Linked DNA regions of Homo sapiens: all the other regions are linked to region 1. Evidence: chromatin contacts called from ENCODE Hi-C or POLR2A ChIA-PET data. All regions are on one chromosome and are shown on one strand. Each heading gives the region's core, a stretch centred on a gene start or an enhancer-like site at or near the end of the contact. The rest is flanking DNA. Distances are from core to core; before and after follow the strand shown. Region 1 holds the start of HBP1 (HMG-box transcription factor 1). Region 2 overlaps ATXN7L1 (ataxin 7 like 1). Region 3 holds the start of ATXN7L1 (ataxin 7 like 1). Region 4 overlaps CDHR3 (cadherin related family member 3). Region 5 holds the start of SYPL1 (synaptophysin like 1).

Region 1 (2,800 bases), core at 197-2,696:
AAAGGTTTGCTTTTACAGATTTCTTACTAATGTAGGTTTTCCTCATCTTAATTCTAAGCATATATTTAGTGATCTAAAGTTAGAAAATCTAAAGCACAATTTAAATGATTAAACACTAAAGGTTCAAAGGGGGGAAAAAGCTTAATCATGCCTTTGTAATGTGAATGGTAAAGACACCAATTATTGACTAGATGCAGCCGACTGTGAATGGACAGCCATGTTTAAAGAGAAGTTAACTATAAAGCAGGGAAGCGTCTCTGGTGAGTCAGAGAATTCGTAACTTGAGGAACTCCTAGTGGAAATGAAGTGGAAAGACAGTTTCTTTCATCAATGAGAAAACGTCTAGAAGGAAAAGAGGGTTAATAAAACTCACCAGAGAAACTTACTGATAATGATTCACAAATTAAATCAGTTTACGTCATACATTACACCCTTTGTATTACGTTAACCAACGAGCATACTAATCAGTATGGAAAATGCCGCTTTAACTTGCCTCAATTTCGTAATCGCCCGCCCCCGCCCCCGCTTTGTAAATTCTCTAGACTCCAGCTTCTCGCTTGCTCACAGTCCATCCCCCAGCCTCACTCTTCCTGGCACTTAGGTGGCGGCTCAACAAACTTAGGTGAACTGAACAGAGCTGACAAGGCAATCTCAAGTTGCTGTCCTGGGAGTGGTGAGGCAAGGCACAAGAGAAAGGACTTCTAGTTCTTCCCACTGCCAGTGCAGCCCCCAGCATCACTTTCGACCCCTTCGTGCCTGGGGCCGTGATTTGTGGGTGATCAAGTCCCTCGCTAGCCTGCAGTACTTCCGCTGGTGCAGTCATCTCCTTCCCCTCGCACTAAAACAATACCCTGGCCTCCTGCCAAACTCTTGAGCAGCGAGCAACTCTGGCTGTTTATGGCCCGGATTGGGTGCTGCAAGAGGCTTGGGCCGCTCTAAGTGTTAGCAGAGGCCCGGAGGAAAAGAAGAGGCCCAAGCTTTAAAACACTCCCTTCCTCCGCCCCCTCCCTTTTGTCCCAGACACCAAAACAAACGAGCTGATACACGTGTCCCTATGACTCTTGTTTACTATCAAGACTGCGCTGTGCGAGCGCCTCTGGGATACGTAGTCCAGCTCTTCCCCGGCCAGCAGTCTCCCACAGCCAAGGACCAAGGCTTGAGACTACGAACCCACAATCCATTTCGGGGACAAAGTTTGGCTTGGGTCCCCGGACTCTCGGCAATAGTCCAATCCGAAGCACTTACTCTTGTGATTGACATGCCATCTTCTCCAGTAAACACAACACAAAAGTCAATACATGCCCGCCCCCCGAGACGGACCACGGTACCACCCAATGGGAAAGGGGAAGAACCGAATGGCAGTTCTGCAGTCCAATAAGAGGGCGAAAGAGCTGGGCGGGGCTCAACCCCCAGGGGGTTGAGGGGAGGGGGAAGACGAAGCTTGAAAGACTTGGTAATGGCGACGGGTTTGGTAAGTAGGAAAGTTTCGGTTGAGGAGTAAGAGCTGCCGCGGGAGCAGTAACCCGCGCGGGGGAGGCCGACGTCGGTCGGAGAGGGGGTACGAGAGCTGCTGGTGGTGTTGTCGTGGCCGGAGCGGCCCGCGCCTGGGCTGCCGGCACTTCGCGGCAGGTTTGTTGTCTTTCAGTTAGGGAAGAGGTGGGGGTGGGGAAGGGAGGGGCAGGAGCGCGGGGGATTGGGCAGACTGGAGGGCTCGGGTCCTCGTTCCTTCTTCTCGGAGGGTTGCCCTTGGGGTGGGGGCAGTTAACCGTTCGATTGGTGCCCGCGGCGAGCCCACCGGAGCAGCGTCTCCCGCGAGCTCACCTGGGCTTCGGGGCGGCGGCGCTAGGGGGTCTCGGGCGGGGGCCGGGAGGAGGCAGGGGGAGGGCGAAGTTCCGGGCCAGGTCGCGCGGTGGGTGGCCGGGCCGGGTGTGGAGATGGGGCGGGCCAGGGCGGGGGAAGGGGCCGACGCAGCGCCGGGGCTGCCCAGGAAAGTTTGACTTCAACTCCCCGTTTGTGGGCGGAGGGTCGGAGCTTGGCCAGGGGTGGGGGGCTGGCCGGAGGTGGGGGACCCCAGTGAGGCGCCGCCTCCTTCTGGACTGAGGGGGATTCTGGCTGAGCTGAGGAGCTCGCGGAGCCGCTGGGCCCCGGGGCTCATTGTTACGCAGTTCGAATGAATGGGCTCCCAGGCGCCTGCGCGCTGGGGCTGAGCCGAGGGGAAAAACAAGCCCGGAGTCCGGGCTGCGGTCACATGATGGGGGGAAGGGAGGGGAACGCGATGAATGGCGAAAGAGGGTGGGGGATGGACTTGGCGTGAACCGGGAGGCACCGCTCTGTGTGACCCAAAGAGGAGGCTTGGCAGGCGATTCCAGTCTCCGCCTTTCAACCTATGCTGCCACCGCAGGCCGATTGAAACAAAACAAAACAAACCAGGCGAAGTGGACAGCCAGGTTTTTGTAGCTTTAAATGCTGCGTGCTGTCTAGGGTGTTTCACTCTCCGCTGTGCACTCTACACTCGAGTTCATTCTTAGGGAGTTTTCAGCTACAGTCGTTTTTAGAAGGAGCACTGACAGCGAGGTAATACTCAAGTTTTCTGTTTGTTTTGTTTTTGGCTCATGGTGCCACTGATGCCAGGACGAGAGGAGGCTTAGAAAAGGAGTTATACATACTGGGAAGCGATGGAGTCCTACTAACAGCTCGGATGGAGGCTTTAGCTTTATTAATACTTCCCTCTGAATAGCCGTAAGCACTCCTAATAGTGGTTTTGAAATTAAAGGTACTTTTTGAGAATTAGAATAATTTT
Region 2 (2,800 bases), core at 159-2,658, 1.3 Mb before region 1:
CAACCTTATTAGTAATCATAAGAATGAAAACTAAAATAAGATAACATTTGAACTTATTAAATCATCAAATATCTGACAATCTTTGGTGAGATATTGGCCAGAGTTGGGAAAACAGCCACTCTCATACACTCCTGATGGGAGTATTAATTGGAACAATATTTCTAGAGGGCAATTTAGCAATGAGTATCAAAAGCCTCAAAAACAGCACACTCTTAGACTCAGCATTCCACTTCTAAGAATTTATGCTTTAGAAATAATCATGAATGTGTGCAAAAATTTAGCTACAAGGATATTCATTTGATTGCAATATTATTTTTAATAATGAGAACCTGAAAACAACCAATATATCCAATGACAGGGAATTAGTTAAATAAATTATGAAATACATTTACAATGGAATACTTAATAACTAGGAAAGGTACTCACCATAATCAACATAATACAAAATTATCCCATTTTTGTAAGTTACAGGAAACAAACAAAAGGTCAGCACTGGTTAATTCCAGATGACAGGGGTATAGGCTAGCTTTTTTCTTCTTTTGTTGATGTGCATCTTCTACAGTGATCACATATCACTTTTGCATGAAGAAAAAGCATCATTAAATAAATCTACTCATGGAGGTCCAGGCCCTCCATGATTGCAGCTCCGTGCACCCAGCCTAGAGCATGCTGCTCCTCGGCCCAGTGACTATTCTTCTAGCCTCCAGTTCCCTCAGCCTGCCAGCCCAGAGTGTGTTCTCAGGGCTGGGTCACTGCTTTCTGCTCCTCTCTGGGCCCTCTCCCTGCACTGCATGGCTCTAGACTCAGGTCTGCCACTAGCTATCACCCCAGTGGATCACTTGGTCTCCTCACCTCCATTCCTCCACCTGCAAGTCCCATGACCTAAGGCTTATCCTCCACTCCTAACCCCACGACACAGCAGTCTGAAAATAAAACTGCTCCACTGAATTTGACCATTATTGCACCATTATCACCACCCTATTATTAGTCCATCAGAGGGGACAGGCCATCACCACTGGCCTGAGAGGAGATGGACAATCTCAACAGGGCTTGGAGGTGTGATTTCACTTCCCTGCCAAGGAGGTGGCAGAAGGCTGGTCACCACACCAGGGCGTCACTCCTTGACAACACCACAACTGCCCAGAGTCCGTCCCTACGTAGTGATATGCAGGTGGGGAGGGCTCTGGCAAGAAGTTAGTGTAACCAGATCCCTTCTGACAGACCTGAGATGCGCAGGAATTCTTAAGGGCAAGAGGGTCAAGCCTGGTTTTCTCCCTGAATCTCCACCCAAACACCAAAACACCAGGGCTGGGCCCCCGCTAGAAGATGTGCTGCTCATGGGTCATGCAGGCTGTACTGAAAGACAACAAGTCACAGGAAGCTGCCTCTCTTACAGGGTGGTGCCGTCCTGTGGTTTCCCACCCTCTTGGAGGTGTAGCCATTGTTTGCTTGGTTTCATGACACCTCTTCTCCTCCTGAAAGTGCTGTATGTTGATTTTCCTTCTAAGTGAAGTGAACACAAATGATTCACCAGGGGCCCTGAGGTCACTGGGGCTCCCTGAGGATGTTCAGGCCCCTGAATGACAATGGGTGCTCTGAAGTCTGGGCCACTTCCTTCCCTCCTGCTTCCCATCTGAACTTAGAGGCAGATTAAGCCCCAGCTGCTCTCAGCTCTTTAAACAGAGTTGCCCTGATGGGCTGGCAAGTTCACACATACCTGCACCTTCTGAGGCTACCACAAGAGCTTTCTGTGACTCTTCAAATTTCATGCTTTATCTTAAAAATTAATGCAAATTTTCCTTGATACTCTATTTTTGCCCTACTGTATTTTATTAATTCTAAGCTGCACTCACCCCCACTTCCATTGTAACATCTTTAAAATCAGGATGTCTTAGAATCCACAGTGGCTGTAGTTTAATTGGCAGTGCTTTTTCTCAGTGTTACATAAAATAACAATGTATTTTCTGATAAATGGCATCTTAGAGTTGATGAAATATAATGATAAAAAAATACTTTCCTGTAGAATTAGAGTTGAACTGACATTCTGAAAGATGTGCCACCACGTTTGCACACTCCTGGCTCCCTGCCTAGGGCCCTGGTTTAAGGACCATTTCCAGATGTCATTTCCTCATGCCTGTCATGCCCCATGGCATCGGGAATACAGCCTTCACCAGCACACTGTTCCCACAGGAGAGGACCATGAGGAAGCTCATCCTGAAGGACACCCCCTAGTCCTCTGTTCCAGGGGCTACTCAATGGCAACCAAAGGAAATGTTCACTGCGCATTTCCCATGGGCCATGCATTGAGCTAAATGCTGTGTGTTCACTTCCTTCAACTTTGCCAACAACCCTATGAGCTACCTGTGATATCCCATTAAGCAGATGGGAAAAATAAGGCTGTGAGAGGTTATAGGACTTTCCTCTGTGCTGAACCCAGATCTCTCTGACTTAAGAGGCCTAGCACTGATCCCTGTGCCTCCTGAAGAACGAGCACAGAGCGAGCATGGGCTTCTGCTGCAAGACACTGTGGTGTCTCCTTCTGCACAGAAGGGGTACCCATGCTCCATATGGCCTGCCTGTTTGGAAAGTGATCCTCACTTGCCTGCAAGAGAGTCCCTCTCAGGAGCTCCCGGTTTCCCATCTCCCCAGACTCTGCAAATGCCCTCAGTGGGGGCCCTGGTGTGTAGGCTGAGCTGGAGGACAAGATACAGACAGATCTCAGAGATAATGAAAGTCAATATCAAAAGGGGCAGAAAGCCATCTCTGCCCCCAGGATATGTCACTTCAGTTCTTATTCCTT
Region 3 (2,800 bases), core at 123-2,622, 1.3 Mb before region 1:
TTTCCATGCTGGGAAAAGAGAGATGATGACTGCTGAGGGGCTGCACATACAGATGCTCCTAACCCTGCTTGCCACATAACAATCTGTGACCAAATGCAAAGTGGGCCAAATGTAACTTGCTGCAAAGGTTTGCCATGTACAATGGTTTTCAGTGGTGAGTGGAGAAGTAGCTGCTGGAATGACTGACCATGTGGGGTTCATTAAGCTGTTGTGCATTCACCCACGAGAAAGGCTGGGATGCTTGTGAAGGGAACTCCACTCTTCATTTCAGAAATTTTAACGCCCCACCATTTGGCAATGATGCTCCCAAGGAGAATGGCAGATATGCATCAGAAGGTTCAAACGTGGAGTCCAACTGAAGTGCAGTAAACTTCTGCCTTCAACAGTCTCACCCCCCTTTACCCCCCCCCCAGTTGTATTTATACTTTGAAAGAAGTTAACATGAAGCAGTAGTCACCTGGGCGTGCTCAATTTTTGACAAGCCTTAGTCACTCTGTACCCAGCAGAACAATTCACATTATATTCGAAATCCTGTGAAGATTCTGCCACACATGCTAACACTAAAATGCCAGTAGCTCCACTTACCTTCTTTATTAAGCCTCATAACCTCCCTGCTTTTTCCACCCTCTTTTCCAGCCTCTTCTAAATCTACATCTGCAGATGAAAAAGAAAAGGAAAACAGAAAATAAGGAAAAAAGGGGGGAAAAAAGCCAAAGTCAAGGGGGGAGGGAGAGTGTTTATTTGCAAACAGATCGATATAAATACTGTATATGAAATTCTTTCAAAAATTGACAATGCAACATTTTCTCCCAAGTCTGGGTTTCCATCTACCTGGCCCAGATAGGTACCCAAAAAACTATGCAAGCAGCAACAAAGTAGCCTTTTAAACGGACAACACCGTGGGGCTGCGAGCCCACCCCGCGGGCTGCCACGGGGAGCCGGGCACAGACAGACAGACAGCCCTGGCAGCCGGGCCTCTCCCTGTGCATTGATGATCTGTCTCTGTGTGTATTTATTTAGAGAGAGAGGGAGAAGCATGGAGGACACCGGGGGCCACTCTCTCTCTCACACACACACTTTTTCCCAGTGGCTCTAGGTGAATGGAAAGGTTACAGGATAATAAAAGGAGGAGGAGGTGGTGGGGTTCTTACTGTCGGAGCAGTGTAATTTGGCGGCGTCGATCCAGGAGGACCAGGGTTTGCCCAGAAACGCCTCCGGACTGGGCACTTTGCGATCCAGTGTCGCCATTGCTCTTCCTTCTTGTTGCTTTTTCCCTGTTCCTTCGGCAGCAGCAGCCGAGAGACACGGGATTCGAGAACGCTCCGACGTCATCTTCGGAACGTTCCGACATTGAGTGTTCTGAAAGGGGGAGGGAGGGAGGAAGGGCGGGATGGGAGGAGGGCGGCGGAGGAGGAGGGGAGAGGGAGCGGAGGAGGGGCGGGCGCTCGGGCTCCCGGAGCCGGCTCGGTGGGGCTCGCGCGCCCGCGGCCGCCAGGGGCAGCAGAGAGGCACCTGCAGTCCGCGCCCGCCCGCCCGCCGGGGCCGCCCGCCTGCCGGGGAGGGGCAGCGCGGACGGGCGAGCGCCGCGTGCGGGAGAGCGAAGGCTGCAGCGCGCCCGGCAGCCGGGATGCAGCGGCGCCGCCCAAGCCTGGGGCGCAGGGGTCGGGGCACACGGGGATAGGCCCGACGCGGGGCCGAAGGAAGGGTGGTCTTTCCCGCAGAGTTGCCGCTGGAGGACCGAAAGTTTTGCAGGCAGCCCTTGCTTCCAGCTTGTCGCTCTCTCCCCGCGTCCCTGTCGCCCAACGCGAGGCGCCCCCGCTGGGGTCCCGACGGCTTGGTGGGGAGGAGCCGTGAGGGGTTGCGCCCCCCACCCCCACCCGAGCCAGGGAAGGGACCCTGGTGACCTCGCCTCCCAGCCCTCACCCCCGTCACCCCTTTCTTCTCTTTCCTGGAGGACTTTGGACCATGGAGATTCTGCAGTTGTTGCTCTAGGAGCTGAAACCAGTGGGTAGATGTCGTTCTGAAACGCAGGTGAGTTTGGAGCGCTACGAGCTACCTTCCCATCTCAGGCTGCGGGGCGTGCAAAACTCAAAAGTTAGGGCCCCCGGACCCCCGGGTTCCCCGCGCGGTGCGTATCTCCGGCTCTCAGAGAACCACTGCATGGACTTTGCTCCAGGGTCAGCAGAGCGGGAGGGCGAATTTACGGCTCTTGGAAGACGACGCTAACGGGCCTAGCCCCTGAGCCGTTTCCAGCGCTCCCTGCCGTGAGACGAGGGTGGCCCGGGTTTGCGCAGGCAACCTTTGGCCAGGAATCTGATTCCTGGGAGAATTCACTTCAGGCTTAACTGCTCTAGCCAGCTAGAAAGGGAGCGCTAGATTTCCTCTGGATTTTGGACGTTGGGTGCTTTAGTTGAGATTTTCACCCTTTAAAGAAGGCTTTAAAAAGTCTTCTGTTACTTCTTTTTAACAAATCCTTTTGTTTACTAGAATTATCTAAACTATATGGACACCGCCCTCACCCCACAAGCGACATATTTTTTTTTCTCTTTCGCCAGCACCCTTTTAGCTCTCACCACTGCTGTTTCCCAAGTTGTCACAGCTGAAGCGCACTGATTGGAAGTTGCTTTGTACTGACTGAGTTCTGCCCTGGCTGAACCATCTAATAATTTCCCTGAGCTTGGCACCCTGTATCGCTAAGCCAGTGTTAGGATGGGCGATGAAGGAGGAGCTGCGGATTTGCCTTTAGTTGTGATGTTTGTGTGAGTCGGCTTGTTTGTGTCAGACTCAGATAAACTGCATT
Region 4 (2,800 bases), core at 153-2,652, 1.1 Mb before region 1:
CTTGTCTTACTCCTCCCAGACCCCATACGTGACTGCCCAAAGGCCCAAGAAAAGGGTGAACCCCCCAATTCCTGACTACAGTATGAGTCATAAAGCATATTAGTGTTGTTAGAAAAAATGCAGTCCAACTTTTCGACCACCTCTTTTCCTGAAAGCTGGTAGTGGGGGCAGGGAATCCCAGTCCTCTCTCTGGATAATAATAGATTAAATAGATTAAGTGCGTTTTGAAACGTGTCCTCAGGAATTCTCTTCTGCTCCATTCATCTTCTGTCTTTAAAAATATACCATCGTAGGGAAAAAAGAGCACCCCTCAATGGAAATTAGACCAAAATAGCTCATCTAATGAAGTGCTGGGGCCAGAGATTTAAACCCAAACAAGCAGAACAATTCCACGTGAGAGAGTAAAAATCCATCCCTGCTGCCTGCTGTGCCCTTGGCCGAGCAGGAACTTGAACAGTAGGAAGCCTCTCGAGCTGGCTGTGTCACAAAACCCAGGGGCAGAAACTGCCTCGAGACTGCAGTTGCCGAAGATGGAAACAATCCATACTGAGAGCCCTAAGGCCTTTATGGAGCATTTTGCTGTTAAGGGAGCAAAAATTGCATCATCTCCTGCTCCATTTACTGGTGTTCAGTCGGTAATGAGTCTGGAGCCAGTGGAGGAATGAGCGGGCATGTGCTTGGGCTGGCAGCCTCTCTGCCCCAGGCTCCCTGAGCTGAGCCATGAGCCCCAGCAGAGCTGTGTGTGTGTTTGGGGGTGTGATGGGGTGGGTTCAGGAGGACCTGGGACTGCAATTCCCGCAAAGCCAGGAGGCACCTTCCTTTGGAGGACTCCAGGGACAGCCATAACCAGTGTGACCCACTGGGTCCTGTGAAAAGCATGCAGTGAACTTGGCCTATGGCTAGGGATGTGACCTATTCTACCCTCTTGAAACCCACTCATTTGTTTGAGTGTGAATTACACGTGTTGTTACCAAATAATTGCCGGATGAGAAATCAGAAGGGGCTGCACCAGGGTTACAAAGTCTCTGCTTAATACTCAGCAAGATGGCACCTAGGCTAAGGGTGTTGTACTATTGTCCTTTTCTACTCAGCCTTGTTTGCAGCCACACTGGTTGTGAGCAAGAGTTTCTTTGTACTAATGCCATCTCTGGTGCAGTTAAAGCCTGTAGCATATAACTAATCCAGCTCTGGTGTATCAGAGACACAGTCTACACTTGAGGTGTGGACATTTGAGAAAAAGATTGAATGCAGTTTTCTTCTAAACCTTTATTTCTTACTCTCTTTTCTTCCTTTTACCAACACCCCTGCATCAAATCTCATTTAGGTAACGTCAACAATCATTTCACCTTCTCTCCCAATGCTGGTTCCAATGTCACACGCCTGCTGCTTACATCTCGCTTTGACTATGCTGGTGGGTTTGATAAGATCTGGGACTACAAGCTACTTGTCTACGTAACTGATGACAACTTGATGTCTGACAGGAAGAAAGCGGAGGCTCTTGTTGAGACAGGAACAGTGACACTGAGTATTAAAGTCATTCCCCACCCAACCACTATCATCACCACGACCCCCAGGGTAAGGGCTTTAGGACCTGGAATCCCCAGGCACATTCCCTTGTGAGTTATGTTGATGGACTTCTTTCCCCGGCCTGGAGGTATGTGGGGTGGACTGAAGAGTTGAGGTATTAGGATGTTGCCAAAAATGGCAACCATGGGCTGGACTGGAGTAGCTGCAGGGTGGCAAAAATCTGGTGAGACCTCAGACTCATAACCGCTAACTCAACCACTAACATTTCCTGTTCTGGTAGAGAAGAGTGTGTTGTTTGTGCAGAGACTTGTGAGAGATCAGACCTCAACCATCTGTGTGGCTTGTGGCACAGGAGCTGATTTCCATGGGCATGCTGCCAGTTGCTACCTTCACAACCCCTCTCTGCTTGTTCAGAAGAGTCTTTGCAAGTCAATATCCATGAAATTAGGTTGCTTGCTTACTGCTGGGTGCTCTTTCCCACATCTTTTGAAGAATCACCAGGTACCAATCTGTACCCTACACCCCACCTCCGCTCCAAAAAAATTCATCCAATCTACAAATATCGATTTAATGCCTATAGTGTGCCAGTCACTTTAGCAAACAAGCCAAAAATGATCCCTGCTCTCAGAAAGCTTATTGTATAGGCGAGTGATTCTCTAAGTGCGGTCCCTAGACCATCAGAATCAGCACCACCTGGAAACTGGTTGGAAATGCAAATTCTCAGGCCCAGCCTAGATTATTAAAGTTATAGGTTACCCAACCATGATCATCACCATGACCTCCAGGGAAGGATGCTGGAACCTGGAATCCCCAACTCTATCCCCTAACCTAATGAATCCGAAGCTCTGGAGGTGGGGTCCAGTGAGCTGTGTTTTCAATCAGCCTTTCAGGGAATTCTAATGTGCATTAAAGTCTGAGAGCCACTGATCTAGAGGGGGAGATAGATTACAAACAAGTATTCAAATTGACAAAGTAAATACAGACTGTGGGAAAGGGTAGGAAGAAAATGACCAGGTGCTATCACAGAATTGGCCTGGAGAAGGAAGGGAGAGCCTTGAATCTGACAACAGGATTATCTTCCCTGCCCCTTGGAGGAACTGGCTTGCATCTATGCTGACTCATCTGTCCCCTTTCTTCCTCCTCCTCTTCCTCCTCCTCCTCCTCCTCCTAGTAGAAGCTGCACCCCTGGTCAGCAGCCTGATACCTGCAGCATGCCAGAAGGAAGATAATCAGAACCTTAGAGAACCCACTATGGAGGTGGCCAGCTTCTTCT
Region 5 (2,800 bases), core at 133-2,632, 1.1 Mb before region 1:
GCAATTTTTAAATGCTTTAATCATGGTTTTCTTTATACTTAAATCTGGACTTAGGTTTAAAAAAATCAAGTATATTTATTTATGCGTCTTTCAAGTAGTCATTTGTGTGAAGTCAGCACTACTTCAGTTTTCAGAAAACACACAAAATGTTCAGTGAATGGTGAAATTGCCTAACCCCTTGCGCGGTTACAATGGTCCAAGTAGGAAATCACATTAGGTACCCATCAGAGAAACTGAGTTTCTACGCTGCTTTTAAAAACATCCTCGGTAGGTTATTTAGAACAGGAAATTGAAAGTTCTTATTCTTCTTCACCACTCTATCACTAAGGAAAAGGGCGAAAAAGCTATGGATGTAAATGCTGCTGTCTATAAACACAACTTGCCTGCAGAAATATGTAGTGGGCCGCGAAGTTTGAAGGAAGCCCGCAGTGCCTGGTATATTCACCAACTCCTCCAAGTAACTGATCATTGCCAAGGTCGAATTAATAAGCGTTCTTTGATGTTAATGATTGTGAGTGTTCTCAGGAAAGGACTAAAAGCTGACTTTCTAAACAGGATGTTGTTTGGAAATACCCCAAACAAACTCGATGTCCATTCCTAACGTGTTATTAAGTGAACCGATCTGACTCGATGCGTTTTGTTAAAAGGACTTTCTTTAGTTTCCCTGGCCCACAGTTTATTTTTTTACTATTTTTAACTCGGAGCCCATCTTAAAAACAAATTAAGAACGGAATGCTCGCCAAATCACGTCTACAAGACAAAATCGGCTTCCCAGGGAGCTAGACCTCGAGTGGGCACCGGCAGGGACGTAACCGCTGAGCCTCTCCGCAGAGCGCGACGCCGGCCGCCGGGTTTCGGTTAGACCGCAGCAGGAAGTTTTCCCTTCCTCTGCGGGAGGCAGTGGAGCCAAGGGGAAATTTGAACTCCCACTCCACGGGGACACCCAGAGGGGAGCTCCGGTGTGGGAGGGTGGCTCCCCTGGGAGCCAGGCGGCCGAGGAGCTCGTGATTCGACGCCCGCCGCGGCGTCTCCGCCCCGCGCGGCCCAGGCCGCGGCCTCCCTGCCCTCCCTGCCGTCCACTCCCAGTCCCGGGGCGGCGGCCTCAAAGCCCGCGCGGCAGGGCTGCGTCCCGGCTCGCAGGTCCCCGTCTCCCCGCCTAGGGCGCCGCGCCGAGCGGCAGGCGGGCCTGGCCGGCGCGGGCTGCACTCACCCACTCGAGGACCTTGATGAAGCCGAGTGGCTCCTTGAGCGGGTTGAGGTTGATCTGGAAGCCGGACATCCTCTGAGGAAAGGAGGGAGAGAGAGTCAGGACGACGGGGCGGAGGAGGGGACCGACGAGACCAGAGCAGCCCGGTGGCGAGGAAGGGCAGGCGGGGCTGGCGCGCTGGCCGGGCTCGGAGGCGGGCCCGGGCGGCCGTGGGGCGGGGCGGGGCGGAGCGGCGGCGGTTGAGCTGCTGGCTGAGACTCTGGGGCGGAAACGGAGTGGGGCGGCTGGGGAGGCGAGGGGCGGGCCGGGGCGGAGACCGGGAGGCTTCTCCTCAGGCCGCACCTGGCCGAGTCGACTGATCCGCTGGCGAACCAAGTAGATGTTGGGCGCCATACTGCGTGCGCCGCGCCCCCTTCCCTGCGGTTCAGCCCCTGGCACTCGGTCTTCCCCTGCGCACGCGTGTACGCGTGCGCTCGTTGGGCCCGCGCCGCGCTTCCGGACCCGCGCGACTGCGAAGAGCCCTGACCCGGGGGCGCCCACGCCCGCTCCTGCGCAGCTTGGGGGCGCTGGCCTCAGAGACACCCTCACTTGACCCCGAGCTCACCACAGCTGAGCTCACTACACCGAAGCTGACCTCTCCTTCCCTTAACAGATCTCAACTTTTTTATGAATTTATAATGTATTGGCACAGATGAAGTTGTGTTTCAAGGCATGTGTTAGGGGCCTTTGATTAAAATTGCAAAACAACAGACTTCTGGCTACCGTGCTGTGGGGTGCCTCGAAAGTGTGAATCACCAAATATTCGTATGGAAATTAGGTTTATTTTCAAAGTTACCATCGCAGCCATGGTTGAAAAATGAAGTAAGTTTATACCTAAAAGGAAAGGCGTGGCCGGACAGGCCCTCGGTGACCTACACTTTCACCTCTTCTACGCTGTCGGTCGACAGTCCTCTTTTTAAGGCATCGTTGGTATCTTTCTTCAAGAAGCTGACCCCTTTAAGATTCGGCTTAGGTGATACTTTCCTCTTGGCACGCAGTTACGGGAGCCCCAAGGTAGTGTGATCTCCTTCCTGGCTTCTTCAGTACCTGGAAAGTTCCTGGACAGCTGGAATGTGGTCATATTCGTGTATATGAAAAACCAGCTTCCAAGGACTTACCTGAATTTCAAGCACGAATATGATTTGCAGGCTACTTGCCACTGAGGTTATTCCGTCAGGGTTGACAACTGTTATTGAACGTCCTTGTAGTAAGCGAACCCTTTCTCTTTCGAGACCTATCTCCTTGTTTGCTGTCCAGAGAGTGCAAAAAATACATTTCATTTTCTATGCAGACAGAGACAATCTTTATGTTTATCTTGGCTCCCGTTCCTCAGTCCCCAGCACAGTCAGTGCTCAATGAGCACCTAATGGCATATCTCATTTTGAAATAACATTAAGAACTGGGCGCGGTGGCTCACGCCTGTAATCCCAGCACTTTGGGAGGCCGAGGCCGGCGGATCGTGAGGTCAGGAGTTCAAGACCAACCTGGCTAACATGGTGAAACCCCGTCTCTTATAAAGATACCAAAAAAATTAGCCTGACGTGGTAGCACGCG

What was found. Hi-C counts contacts between places; a loop is a spot of excess contacts on that map. ChIA-PET counts read pairs that join two places held with the same protein, here RNA polymerase II (POLR2A). Pooled maps may share reads with other maps.
Region 2: a loop to region 1 is called in a pooled map, with 7 times the contacts of the local background. The contact joins the enhancer-like site here to the promoter of HBP1 in region 1. A Hi-C loop is called at or near these places in 4 of 50 pooled maps. POLR2A ChIA-PET finds 5 or more read pairs at or near these places in 2 of 52 experiments (CD4-positive, alpha-beta memory T cell and activated CD8-positive, alpha-beta memory T cell).
Region 3: a map of CD8-positive, alpha-beta T cell shows a loop between it and region 1 (7-fold over the local background). The contact joins the promoter of ATXN7L1 here to the promoter of HBP1 in region 1. A Hi-C loop is called at or near these places in 2 of 168 maps with a recorded cell type or tissue (CD8-positive, alpha-beta T cell and ascending aorta) and 10 of 50 pooled maps.
Region 4: a loop to region 1 is called in a pooled map, with 21 times the contacts of the local background. The contact joins the enhancer-like site here to the promoter of HBP1 in region 1. A Hi-C loop is called at or near these places in 7 of 50 pooled maps. POLR2A ChIA-PET finds 5 or more read pairs at or near these places in 4 of 52 experiments (CD4-positive, alpha-beta T cell, CD4-positive, alpha-beta memory T cell, GM10248 and 1 more).
Region 5: a loop to region 1 is called in a map of CD4-positive, alpha-beta T cell, with 7 times the contacts of the local background. The contact joins the promoter of SYPL1 here to the promoter of HBP1 in region 1. A Hi-C loop is called at or near these places in 5 of 168 maps with a recorded cell type or tissue (CD4-positive, alpha-beta T cell, CD4-positive, alpha-beta memory T cell, CD8-positive, alpha-beta T cell and 1 more), 8 of 37 single-sample maps with no recorded cell type and 22 of 50 pooled maps. POLR2A ChIA-PET finds 5 or more read pairs at or near these places in 7 of 52 experiments (AG04450, CD4-positive, alpha-beta T cell, CD8-positive, alpha-beta T cell and 4 more).

What each region holds. Positions count from the first base shown.
Region 1 is chr7:107,167,557-107,170,356 of GRCh38, forward strand. It overlaps HBP1 (HMG-box transcription factor 1), which reads left to right and starts at 1,447. Exons shown (of 11, transcript NM_012257.4): 1 at 1,447-1,629. RefSeq lists silencers at 975-1,548, 1,567-1,666, 1,927-2,146 and an enhancer at 1,097-1,256.
Region 2 is chr7:105,848,148-105,850,947 of GRCh38, forward strand. All of the region lies in intron 2 of ATXN7L1 (ataxin 7 like 1), which reads right to left. Among named protein-coding and RNA genes, the nearest start is that of ATXN7L1, 27 kb to the right of the region's middle. Within about 2 kb of position 1,409, at least 7 of the 41 ENCODE cell types and tissues checked have a DNase peak (open chromatin) inside an H3K27ac peak, as active enhancers do.
Region 3 is chr7:105,875,227-105,878,026 of GRCh38, forward strand. It overlaps ATXN7L1 (ataxin 7 like 1), which reads right to left and starts at 1,373. Exons shown (of 12, transcript NM_020725.2): 1 at 1,152-1,373; 2 at 586-654. The coding sequence starts at 1,332. RefSeq lists a silencer at 1,416-1,625.
Region 4 is chr7:106,020,874-106,023,673 of GRCh38, forward strand. It overlaps CDHR3 (cadherin related family member 3), which reads left to right. Exons shown (of 19, transcript NM_152750.5): 14 at 1,325-1,575. Among named protein-coding and RNA genes, the nearest start is that of CDHR3, 59 kb to the left of the region's middle. Within about 2 kb of position 1,403, at least 7 of the 41 ENCODE cell types and tissues checked have a DNase peak (open chromatin) inside an H3K27ac peak, as active enhancers do; they include CD4-positive, alpha-beta T cell, where a contact is called at or near this core.
Region 5 is chr7:106,110,930-106,113,729 of GRCh38, forward strand. SYPL1 (synaptophysin like 1) reads right to left here and starts at 1,383. Exons shown (of 5, transcript NM_182715.4): 1 at 1,211-1,383. The coding sequence starts at 1,279. RefSeq lists an enhancer at 613-1,445 and silencers at 901-1,150, 1,161-1,650, 1,731-1,790.